Linked DNA regions of Homo sapiens: region 2 is linked to region 1. The links are chromatin contacts, found by Hi-C or POLR2A ChIA-PET in ENCODE. All regions are on one chromosome and are shown on one strand. Each heading gives the region's core, a stretch centred on a gene start or an enhancer-like site at or near the end of the contact. The rest is flanking DNA. Distances are from core to core; before and after follow the strand shown.

Region 1 (5,777 bases), core at 1,619-4,118:
TACAGGCGCCCGCCACTACGCCCGGCTAATTTTTTGTATTTTTAGTAGAGACGGGGTTTCACCGTTTTAGCCGGGATGGTCTCGATCTCCTGACCTCGTGATCCGCCCGCCTCGGCCTCCCAAAGTGCTGGGATTACAGGCGTGAGCCACCGCGCCCGGCCGAAGATCTCAGCTCTTAAGAGGAAAAAAAGCAAAACAGAATACACTACTGTCCTTGGCCCCCTCCTCTTCTGCTTGATCTAATTGGCTGTCTTGGCTTCAAGTACAGTTATGTGCTACGTGGTCAACAATATAATGGAGCTGAAAAATTCCTATCATGTAGTGACACTGTAGCTGTCCTAATGATATAGTGCAAGATATTACTCACGTGGTTGTGGTGATGCTGGTGTAAACAAACCTACTGTATTGTTAGTCATATAAAAGCACAGCACATACAATAATGTACGGCACATAATACTTGATAATGATAATAAATGACTATGTTAGTGGTTTGTTTTTACTCTGCTATACTTTTATCATTATTTTACAGTGTACTCTTTCTACATATTAAAAATATTTTACTGTAAAACAATATTATATGTAACAGCAGCAGCAGCCTCATATATCTCCTGTTTACCTCTTGATTGTATATCATTTTCTCTTGTGCTTGATTTAAGTTTTACTACAAAAGAGTCAAAAAGTTAAAAATAATTAAAAGTTTATAAAGTCAAACAGTTACAGTAATTACACTTAATTTATTGTTGAAAATTTGTAAAATAAATTTAGTGTAGCCTAAGTGTAGTGTTTATAAAATCTACAGTAGTGTACAGTAATATCCTAAGCCTTTACATTTACTTACCGTGCACTCACTGACTCACCCAGAACAGCTTTCAGTCCTGCAAGCTCCATTCATGGTAAGTACCCTCATAGATATACCATTTTTGATCTCTTATACCATATATTTACTGTTTAATTTCTATGTTTAGATACACAAACACTTGCCATTGTGTTCCAATTGCCTATAGTATTCAGTACAATAACATGCTCTACAGGTTTGCTGCCCAGGAATAACAGGCTGTACCATCCAGCCAAGGTGTATAGCAGGCTATACCATCTAGGTTTTTGTAAGTGCACTCGATGATGTTTGCATAATGTTGAAATCACCTAATAACTCATTTCTCAGAACACATTCCTATCATTAAGTGATGCATAATTGTAATTCAGATACTTCTCAGCTTTCTTTCTTGACCCATACTATTGTCGTCCATTGGACTTCTCCACCTGAATGTCTCTTCTCATTAGTGCCTTAATTTAAACTCAACATGTTACAAAATGACCTCATCATTCCCCAAGGCTGCTTTTCCTCTGAATTTCTTGTTGAAGGCAGCATGACCCATCCAGACATCTGAGTTCCTAACTGGAGGTCCCACTCAAACACCCACCCCTGTATCCAACCAGTCACAGTAGTCTGCTCATTTGACTTCTGATATGCATCTCAAATCTGTCCCTTCACCTCTCCTCTTACTGCTACCACTTCCAGACTATACAGCAGCTTTCCCACTGGTTCCTTTGTTACCCCTTTTTTCCACCCTACACTATCATCAGAATTCTCTTCCTGAAAAAAGAAATCAAATGAAGTTACTCTCTTTCTTTAAAACCTCCATAAGCCCTTCTATTACTTACAGGATAATGCCTTAGTATGCTGTAAGACCCATCACAATCTTACCTCAACTTAACCTATTTCGGCTCATTTTCTACTACAATTCATAAAAAATGTATTTTTTCACCCTGAATATACTATGCTCTTTCACACCTCTTTGCATTTCCACATGCTGTTCCCTGTATTGATGGGGCTCCTCCCACCCTTGTCAAACTGGAAAATGTTGATATATTCTTGAAGCTTCAACTCAAATATTTTCTCTTCTCCTTTGCAGAAATATTTGCTGCTGCTTCTGTGTTTCCTCAAGTATTTTACTTATGCCAATCACTAAGCACAAAACACAACATAAAACTTCAGGTCTGGGGTGATGCCTTAGTTACAACTGCATCTCCAATGACTAGCATACTCAGGTACTTAATGAATGTTCATGAATTGAATGAATAAAGCAGAAGACTAAATTATTATAAAAGCAAGAGAATGGACCTTATAGTATGACCTAAATATACAAACAGAAATCTAAAAATGAACATTTCTTCTAAAATAAGCTTCATGATAAAGTGTATTAGCCAGACAAAATAATGTAATCAGCATATATGCCCTTGGCTCAGACAACCAGAACTGACATTTCAGTCCTGTGAATGTGGCCTCTTAGGGAAAATATTAGTACCATGCTTAACTAATAATAAGCACTATCTGTGTGTTTACTGTTGCTGTTCTTGTTAGGGGGTTATAATCTGGCCTGTACTCCATCTAAATAGATATAAAAATAAGTGGTCACAATGAAATTCTACTGTCTAAACAACCAGCTTACAATATCTAACATTACATTAAGAAATGAACATACCCAAGTCTCCTAATGCACACAAAAATATTCTGCTTCAAACACATGAATGAGCCAATGGCCTGTGGATATAGCCCACATCCCAGCATCTGAAGACGGTATGCTTAAAAGCTTTTGGCAATATCTTCTAGATTTTTCTATAGACCAACATCAAGCCAATTTATCTGACCTCCTTGATCTACATAGCCCTTCCAGTACCTACAGCTATTTTTCTAGAGGCCTGAATGAGTCAGAACAAGAAAATGATTAATCAACTTGGAGAGATTTGAAAGCTGGAAGGGAGCCATCCTGTGAGTAAAAGCTCAGAGCTGTGGGACTGCAGCAGTTGGAAAGTTAGGGGATTTCCATGGTTGAAAACATTTGGCTGGCTTGCTATGGTCCTCTGACCTTGCAATAAGACAGACCAGACCAAGCTGGTGATTTACCTCTGACAATATCCTATGTCTGCTGACTCTGGCTGTTCACTCTGACTTGACAAAGTCAAAGTTATTCCCCCTGAGCCTTATGACTTTGGAACTGGCTCAGAAAATTTTCCTGTTTTTTCCTCCCAATGGATATCATTCTCAGACCTTGGCTTCACTTTTATGTACAGCGAGGCTTAAATTAAAAGTGTATGCAATGCACCTAGCACAGTGCTTGGCAAAAAGTTAGGTGGGTCTGCTCCTTTTTTAGGCCAGGTTGGTTTCCCAGCACCTGGGGGATATAGCACCATCTTGCTTTTCTTTTCTTTTTTTTTCTTTTTGCCAGTTGTTAACCTGCCAGTACCATTTAAAATCACTTTTCCTGCTTAAGGTTTGTATCACTTGCCACTGCTCCTTATTTCATCTATTCAAATTCTTCCAATTCCCTTTACTGGGGACTTGATTTCTGAAGTTGCTTATTTTGAAGATACTACTCTAGTATTATCTAACTTTTATATTCCAAAAGTACTACAGACACTGTTGTTGTCTTTTGTTTGCTGTTTAACATGTAATATTTTACTGATGTCAGGAAGGCTTCTCATATTTCCCAACTATTTATCTCTACGAGTGATGACTCTACTTCCATTTTCTTGCCCTTTTACTTTGTGTACACTGCCCTCTTTCTTCTTTCTTTCACTTGAGCATATGAATCACTTGGATTTTATTACTATTTATTATCATCTCTTTCTTTCCTGAGTCTGCTTTCTGTTCCATCACTGCATTTATATTACATTCCTGTGTCTACTATCAATAATAAGTTCAGCAAGATATTCTCATGCCTGATGATTGTTTATTGGTCTCCTGTCCCTGTTTCTCTCATTAACATCATTTATTTTCCCTGTATAATTTTTTCATTACCTTAGTAAAGAAATAGGGTTAGGCAAAGCTTTCTGCTTCTCTTCTCTACTAGAAAAGATCCAAGTCCTTCTCCATTCATTAAACATGGTCACATGTCTCATATATACATACAAATATATACATGTAAACCTTCACTGTGAGAATTCTTATCCATTGATTTGTAGATCACAAGGAACTTGTTGAGCAATGACAGCTGCTGCTTTTCAATGCACTGGCATGGTTGGGAGGGGGCTGGGGATTTTGCCTTTTGGCACACAAGTCAATAAACACATTGGAGATTAACAGCAAAGAGATAAGAAGCTTGGGTGTGGGGAGGACTAGAATGATGGTTTAGGGGAAAAGGAAAAAGGAGGGAATTTCAGGAAAAGGAATCGAAATTATAGATCAAATGACCAGATAACAAAAAGAAGGGGAGAGATTCAATAAGGTTGGAGGAAAGATTTAGAGAGAAAACAAGATTGGAGGAAGGAAAGTGGAGTGGTTAAGGATAAGAAAGAAATTAGGAACAGAGGCAAAGAGAGAAGAAAAAGGTGGCAACCAGCTGGTCATCCACTTGAGAAAGAAAGCATGAAGGAAAATATTTAAGAATAAGTAAATACAGTTGAGAAAACATTCCAAATCAATGTGTCATCCTCCTTTTAAAATCCCCTTTGTTATTAAAATATACCATCCACAATATGGCTTCTTGCTACAAATCCCTCAGCGGATAGAAGTAGAAATATCCCTCTAGCTATTTGTTTTGAGGTCAGTTACCCTAGTCAAAGCCCTCAAAGACTCAAATCCTGTCAGTCTACACAACTCAAAAGTGAGAAAGTAACTGGGATGTTCTTCTGACAGTTTAACTCCAATGACTGGCCCTAATGTTGACCTTCCATGTGTGATAATGATGATAGTAATTTTTCTCACATCAAAGAATTTTTTAAATTTATTCTACTCCAAGCAACTACAATGACCAAAGATGCCTCTTGCTAGTTACTGATTTACATTTTAAAAATACTTGGGAAACAAAAGAACACTAAAATCACAGCCAAGAACTCCTAAGCCGGATAAGGGTCTTTTTGGCAACTCCTAAGAAGCAGAAATCTCTGCATAGCAATCCGTTTCTTTAGCTGTAAGGCTGAATCTATTCCCTCACTGTAGATCCCATAGAACAGATTTTGTAGTAGACATCTGTTGCCTTTGAATGTCCTTTTTTTGGTAGGAACACCAAAAGTGCTTGGCTTTGGGTAACCACCCCTGACCTTTATTATGGGCAGTGCTGGTAGGACTGTCATCTAAGGTACAGGGCCTTCCCTGGCTAAGAGGTAGGCTTATAATCAAAGCCAGTCAGATTCTCTGCTGGGAATCTGAATGACTAGTCAAACAATAAAGATGTTTAACAGAAAATGTCTGGAGTGAACTCATTCCAGTGGTGGTGCCTTGACGTGACCATTAGTTTCTGTTTCCTCTACTCCCACAGATGTCCTACTCTGAAAATCTGTTCTACTTTTCCTTCAATTCTATGACACACTCTCTATACCTTCAAAAATTACTCTTTTTTCCTTTCAGTTAGCCAAAGTAATTTATATTGCTTGCAATCAAAAAGCCTCAACTTATATAATCCACATTACACTGAATGAGAAAGTCACCTGTATAAGACTGTCCTACAATTTGATGCTTTTTGTAACCTCTCAACTGGCTACAGGCCTGGTCTCCTCTGTGCCTTCTCAGTGCTGGATACCTAGTTGAAAAAGTGTAACTGATTCTGAAGAGCAGGGATAGAATTCAGTGACATGCTAGAAATGATATGAGTTGCTTCAACCTAGTTAAAGTGAAAATTTTAGTAGGAAATGAGGAAGGTGGCCTAGCCCATGACAGCATCAGGAACTAATCAAAGAGATGAGGCAGTCTTGAGGGCAAGATAGGGCACAAAGATATAAGAGATCTATGACACAGCTCTGATCCTGTCCCCTAAATTGAAGGCTTGCCTAACTAAAAA
Region 2 (5,777 bases), core at 1,249-3,748, 270 kb before region 1:
CAGGGAACAGCACAGCTAGGAAGAGCTGGGCCTCTGAGTCACAGCATGGTCCTCTGTCCATGGGATGGCCATAATGAAGGGAGCTGGGGAGCTTTAACATGGCAATGCTCCCTTACGTGTGCCACACGACCACTTGACAACCCAGTGAAGGGCTCAGGGTAGTATGTCTTCATTTTCAAGGTGAAAAACATAGCACTATCAGAGAGTGGGGATGAGAATCAGACAGGCCAGACTACACTCACCCCTTGAAAACCACCTTTATCCAGGCCCAGTGGCTGGTGAGCCCAGGCCCTCTGGCCCTAGCTGGGCCCTCACTCAATCAGGACCCAGGGCCCCCTATTTTCCCAGTGTGCCTCTAAGACAGCTCTTGCCTTCAGGCACTTCTAGGCTAGCGGGGCAGAGACAGAAAGGGGAGGATTATGATTGCATGGCAGGCACAGTGATGGAGAGCCACAAGTGGTGCTTCAGGAGGACAAAGCAGGGTCACCTTGCCCTTCCCTAAAAGCAAACCCCTTTGTAGGGAACCCTGGGTGAAGGGCCTCCAGTGGAAATGCTATTCACTAGAAATGCAAGTGGGCACCCTTCCAAGGCTTTCAGGGGCTAAAAAAGTGTTGGAATCATTCTGGGGACAGGCGGGGAAGCCAAAGAAACTGGTACCCTCTCAGAGATGAGACTGGCAGGTAAACTGATGACACCAAGGAAGCTGCTGCCTTGGAGCAGTAGGAGTTCTCCCCACGGGAACCATTTCCTGCAGGACCAGGCCTGGGGTGGAGACCCTTCCAGACAGGGTAGGAGGTCACCCCAGGCTGCAATCTCAGTGGTCTGGAAGCCCATGAAGGCTGGTTATGTCTGGGCCTTGAATAGAATCATAGACAAGCAGGGTGCCACGCTGGCTTGCGTAGAATGTTGACTCTGCAACGGTCTCTAGCTAACAGGAGCTGAAAGTTCCTACAAAGGATAGCGAGTGGCCTGTACCTCACTGTCTCTATTTCCATTGCTGTCCCCAGGTCCCCGTTCCTTGGTAAGCTTCTCCTTGAACTTTAGGCAGCACCTCAAAGCAGTTTCAGAATTCACTGAGGAGCCATGGGTCCCAGTCTTTAGAGTCCTGCTATTGTTCAGAGGTCTCCAAGTGACTAGATGTTGTGAATTGCCAGAGGGTGGCAGAGGACTCCAACCAAGCAGGGACCAAGTATAAAGCAAACTTCCATCACCATCAACAACTGGAGCCCTGCACTGGACCAGAACAGAGCCTGGGAAATGACCCCATCAGCATCTTTGGGTCCCCTCATCATGGAGACTCCCCTCAGAAATAGTCTTCAGCAGGGTTAAACCCTTGGCCAGATGGAGAAATAGCACGACACCTCTGGCTTCTGCTTCCCAGGGAGCGTGTAGTGGATCCCCTGGCACCCTCTGCTTCCGACGGTACAAAGGTTGTGGGTGTAAACCTCAAAGCTCTGTTTTGTCTAGACTTGGTTTCCGGGTGGGTTCAGGCTCTCTGCTCCATGGAACCCAACAGCCAGGAGATTTGTGCCACTGCTTCCTTGAGTCTAGACTGGCGGAGGAGCAGGGGCTCATGACTATAACATGAACGTGAACCGTGGATCAAAGTGGGTGTTCAAGACAGCTGATTGGACAAGGTCCTGAGCTATGCTGAGGAGTGATGCTGGCACTTTGGTAATGCAGTGGAATGGAATATTCCATGGTTAATTAGCAGTCACTGAGTGTCTATTGTGAGCTGGTCACCATCTGGATGAACAAACTGGCAAGTAGACTCTGAGGAGGTCACGTGCCCAGGAGTTTGTTTAGAGAGTGCAGTTTCTTCTCATATTGAGGTGTGCAGAATGTTCGCTTACAGGTGTGTGATCATGGGGTTGGGTCAAACTCCTCAACTTTCCTATGGAATGCCAGTCCTAGGACCCTCTGCAATCTGAAGCCCTCACACAAAGAACAGAGTATTTATGTCAAACTCTACCCTTCTGTGCTACCAAACAAAGCTGAGCCAGAATAAAGCAAAGTGAAAAAGCTCATAAACACTTCCTGGGGCTGGGCTCACAAAGTAAAGCTCAAAGAAGAACAAGCCAGATGCGTTTCAAACCCATAAACACACACGAGGACACCCGAGCTGCCACTGGCCCGAGCAGATTGGGTGCTAAAACAGCACTGGAGCAATGAAGGAGGGGGTCATTCTAAAATTAGAGCTCTACTTTCTCTCCCCTCTGAACATATATGAGTGGAATTATGGATTAATATTGAAAATTGATTTCATGTGTACTTCAAGAGCACCTGTGCGGTGATGCCCACACTCCCTCCCCACCCCCTCCACATACACACTCTCCCTCAACTCACCCCGGAGACCTAGAGCTTTTGCTACCAAGCACATCTTGTGTCCTGTATAAACAAGGGCTGGTAACTAGTACAGGAAATGAACTTCACAAGCATTGAATGTGTACCCACCTGTGGTATGGGGAGTTGCCAGATTTTTTTCTAACTGAGAATGTTCACAGAATCTCGAAACTTTCTTTCAGCTTCCCCCTCTGCACACTTGAGTGTGGGCGCCTACCATGTGTGCACACATACCCAAGCACAAAATTTCCCTCAATTTCCCCCAAGACATATCAACAATGAGATGTGCCCATACATACACGGGCACACAGCCAGCCATTCCCAAACCTTCTCCTTTGTCCCCCCCACCCGCCTTTCAATGTATAAATGAGAGCGCCTAGGTGTGCTGGTGCTGCCCCTCCCTGCCTCGGACACATGCAGAACTTTGCGCCCACTCAGCACGATCCAGCACACAGGAGCTGGGGAGCCAAGGATGTTTATATTCCCACGTGTGCACCGGCGTGCACGCACACATGCACGCGCACGCACAGCCACATTCCAGCTGGCCCCAGTACAGCTGTGACAGGCCTGGGTCTGTTTGCCATTGTTTTCCTTCGCCTCTAACAGGCGTTCATGCAACAGAGAGGAGGTCGTGAGAGGTTTCCACCACGTTTTGTAGCATTTACCCCGAGCCTGAGTGTTGGGGAGGTGGCTTTTGAGAATGAGCTATGGGTGGCAGGGTGGAAAGCAGAGACAAAGGCATTCCTTCCCATTTCCTGCCTGAGCTTCACTCGCTAATGTGCACTGCTCTGGATTGTTCAGAGATTTCTTTATGTGTCATCCTGTCTGAAACCTGGCTGGGAGGACGGAGGCTCAGCTAAAGAATTTCTGGAAGTTCTGTCTCAAGGTCCTGCTTTGTCACCTCTTATTACTACAACTGTTCTAGGCCCAGGCTGCCTGGGGGCACACTGTGTCCTGAAAGCCTGAGTGGCAGGCCCCAGCCACATAAGCAAAGACACATTTGGGTAGAAACTGAAGGAGATAAAAATGGACCCCAAGTGGCCACTATCCCTCTAGGGATTTTGGCCCACAAGAAAAGCTGGTATATAAAGAATTCCCCACCTGACCCTCAGCAGCAGTGAATGTTCTAATGATTCCCTCAGCAGTACATATGCAAAGTGGATACTGTCTTTGCACTGACAATAAGATTGGCTAATCTGGCTGGGCGCGGTCGCTCACGCCTGTAATCCCAACACTTTGGGAGGCCGAGGCGGGCGGATTTCCTGAGGTTGGGAGTTCGAGACCAGTCTGGCCAACATGGTGAAACCCCATCTCTATTAAAAATACAAAAAAGTTGGCCAGGCATGGTGGTGCATGCCTGTAATCCCAGCTACTCGGGAGGCTGAGGCAGGGGAATTGCTTGAACCAGAGAGGTAGAGGTTGCAGTGAGCCGAGATCATGCCACTGCCCTCCAGCCTGGGCAACGGAGCGAGACTCCGTCTCAAAAAAAAAAAAAAAAAAAAAAGATTGGCTAATCTACAAGTTCATTTGTTATTTCTAAGAGCCAGATGGGACTTAATGCATCTAAGACACTAACAAACCCAGAGTTCTTACTGTGTGGATCTGGACAGAGCGGGCAGCTGACAGATTTCTCACTGTGCCCCACTGAACTGTGGCAAGGGACTGGCTAGAAATACATGTACTTTGTCTGCAGCCATTGCTTGCAAACTACCCCACTCACCTCTGTGGCAGAGTCCTTTCTTCAAATAAAATCTTACTAGAAAGCCCAGTGTACAAAACTGATCAAAACAGTCTCTCTGGTTACAGGGATGAATTAGCTGTGTGTGTGCGGGCATGGGGTGTCCCCATCTGCTCCTGCTCCATCCTCGTGCTCCCTCCATCTATACTTCAGGGAATCTCCGTGGGGTTCCTTGGATCCCAGGTTGAAAACTGTTATCACAATGCAGGCCCCTTCTTGTAACAATTGTCAAACTTCGTACCCAAGAAAACACGTAATGACAAAGAGCTGCTAGGAATTTAACGGCCTTTCAAATTCGCCTGAGTTTTACATACTATGGATTTCAGCTGCTGCCCATGTTTGGTGTGGCACTAAGAGTTATGGACCCCTTGCTGAAACGCCCTGGCCTCTTGCAGGTCTGCAGTTCACAAATTAGGAATAACTGTACAGAAATTAAGAACAAGAAATGAGACTGGGGTCCCAGATGGAGCCACACCATCAAGTGTGTAGATTGGGCTCCAGTGTCTAGTGAAGAAATTTGTGCTTAAATAGTATTTGGCAATGGAGAGCCATTAAAAAGCCATATGCGATTATTACTATTAATTATTTTTTAAGCCAGGAAATGAATGATTGAAAATGAACTAGCAAAAAAAAAAAAAAAAAAAAAAAAAGAAAGAAAAAAAAAGGATTACTCCTTTGCAATTTAAGTTTCCTTTCCCATCTCTAGCTGTCTGAGCTTCCACATCCCAGTCGCAGAGTCCACTGGGAGAGTTTCCCTCCCAAGCATCATGCATGGGCCCAGCCCAGACACATTTCTCCAGTCTTCATGATCAGAGGCACTGATTGTCTGCTGTGGCATTACCTAAAGTGAGTGGTCCAGCTCAGGCTTCGGCACCCTTGTGACTGAGCAAACTCATTGATGTACACAAATGGAAACCATGCCTAAATTAAAGAATGTGCATATGGGTGAACAAAGAGGGGATTTATATGGTGTGCAGGCCAAAGTGGAGGCCTGATTCCTTGGTTTTGCCCACCTTCTTTCCTAGACCTTCAGATCCCCCTACCCCTAAATATGTCAATGAAGTCCTTGGTTTCAGCTGCGGAGTCAGGAAATACAACTGGAGGTAGCATGGGATGCTGGCCTGGAGAGTCATTGCGCCCCGATCCAGCTCTGTACTCTGCTTGCCTTGGGGAGAATTGCTAAAGCTTCTGGTACCGGAATGTGTCCATGCCTAAAACGAAAGGTACTATTAACGTGCATCTACCGACTTCAGAAGGGGCCGTAGGGATGAAGATGTAATTAAAGCCTGTGAGCACTTCGTGCTTCTTGATGAAAGACAACACCACCACCGTGAAGTTTTATTATCTACCGACTCTGTTTTTAAAATGATTCCAATTCCTTTCTGTTTTTCCTTTTGGGGTCTGCATAAACTTTGTTAGCTATTAATTTCAAAAAAGTCCTCCTTGCACCTCAGAGCAGGATTTTATTTAGCGCCTCAGAGAATTTCTTTCCATACTGCAGACCCTCAAAGGATTCCTCTTGGTCAGGGTGGAAGAGGCCTGCGTGTGTTCAGCTGCTGAGTTCAGTTCAATTTAATAAATATTTATGGAACATCTACTAACATCTTCTTAGCCCTGAAAGGCAGGGCAGGGCTGAAACAAGTAGGAAAGGTTGTGAACTTTGGAGCCAGGCTGCCTGAGGGTTGAATTCCAGCTG

The links. Hi-C counts contacts between places; a loop is a spot of excess contacts on that map. ChIA-PET counts read pairs that join two places held with the same protein, here RNA polymerase II (POLR2A). Pooled maps may share reads with other maps.
Region 2: a pooled map shows a loop between it and region 1 (2.6-fold over the local background). The contact joins two enhancer-like sites. A Hi-C loop is called at or near these places in 5 of 168 maps with a recorded cell type or tissue (Calu3, GM12878, PC-9 and 2 more), 18 of 37 single-sample maps with no recorded cell type and 10 of 50 pooled maps. POLR2A ChIA-PET finds 5 or more read pairs at or near these places in 3 of 52 experiments (CD4-positive, alpha-beta T cell, CD4-positive, alpha-beta memory T cell and activated B cell).

Annotation. Positions count from the first base shown.
Region 1 is chr14:68,229,807-68,235,583 of GRCh38, reverse strand. All of the region lies in intron 7 of RAD51B (RAD51 paralog B), which reads right to left. Among named protein-coding and RNA genes, the nearest start is that of RAD51B, 410 kb to the right of the region's middle. RefSeq lists enhancers at 2,602-2,971, 2,238-3,437. Within about 2 kb of position 2,868, at least 22 of the 41 ENCODE cell types and tissues checked have a DNase peak (open chromatin) inside an H3K27ac peak, as active enhancers do; they include GM12878, where a contact is called at or near this core.
Region 2 is chr14:68,503,617-68,509,393 of GRCh38, reverse strand. It overlaps a transcript of RAD51B not described here. Among named protein-coding and RNA genes, the nearest start is that of RAD51B-AS1, 180 kb to the left of the region's middle. RefSeq lists enhancers at 2,305-2,868, 2,869-3,432, 3,405-3,464, 3,433-3,996. Within about 2 kb of position 2,498, at least 20 of the 41 ENCODE cell types and tissues checked have a DNase peak (open chromatin) inside an H3K27ac peak, as active enhancers do; they include GM12878, where a contact is called at or near this core.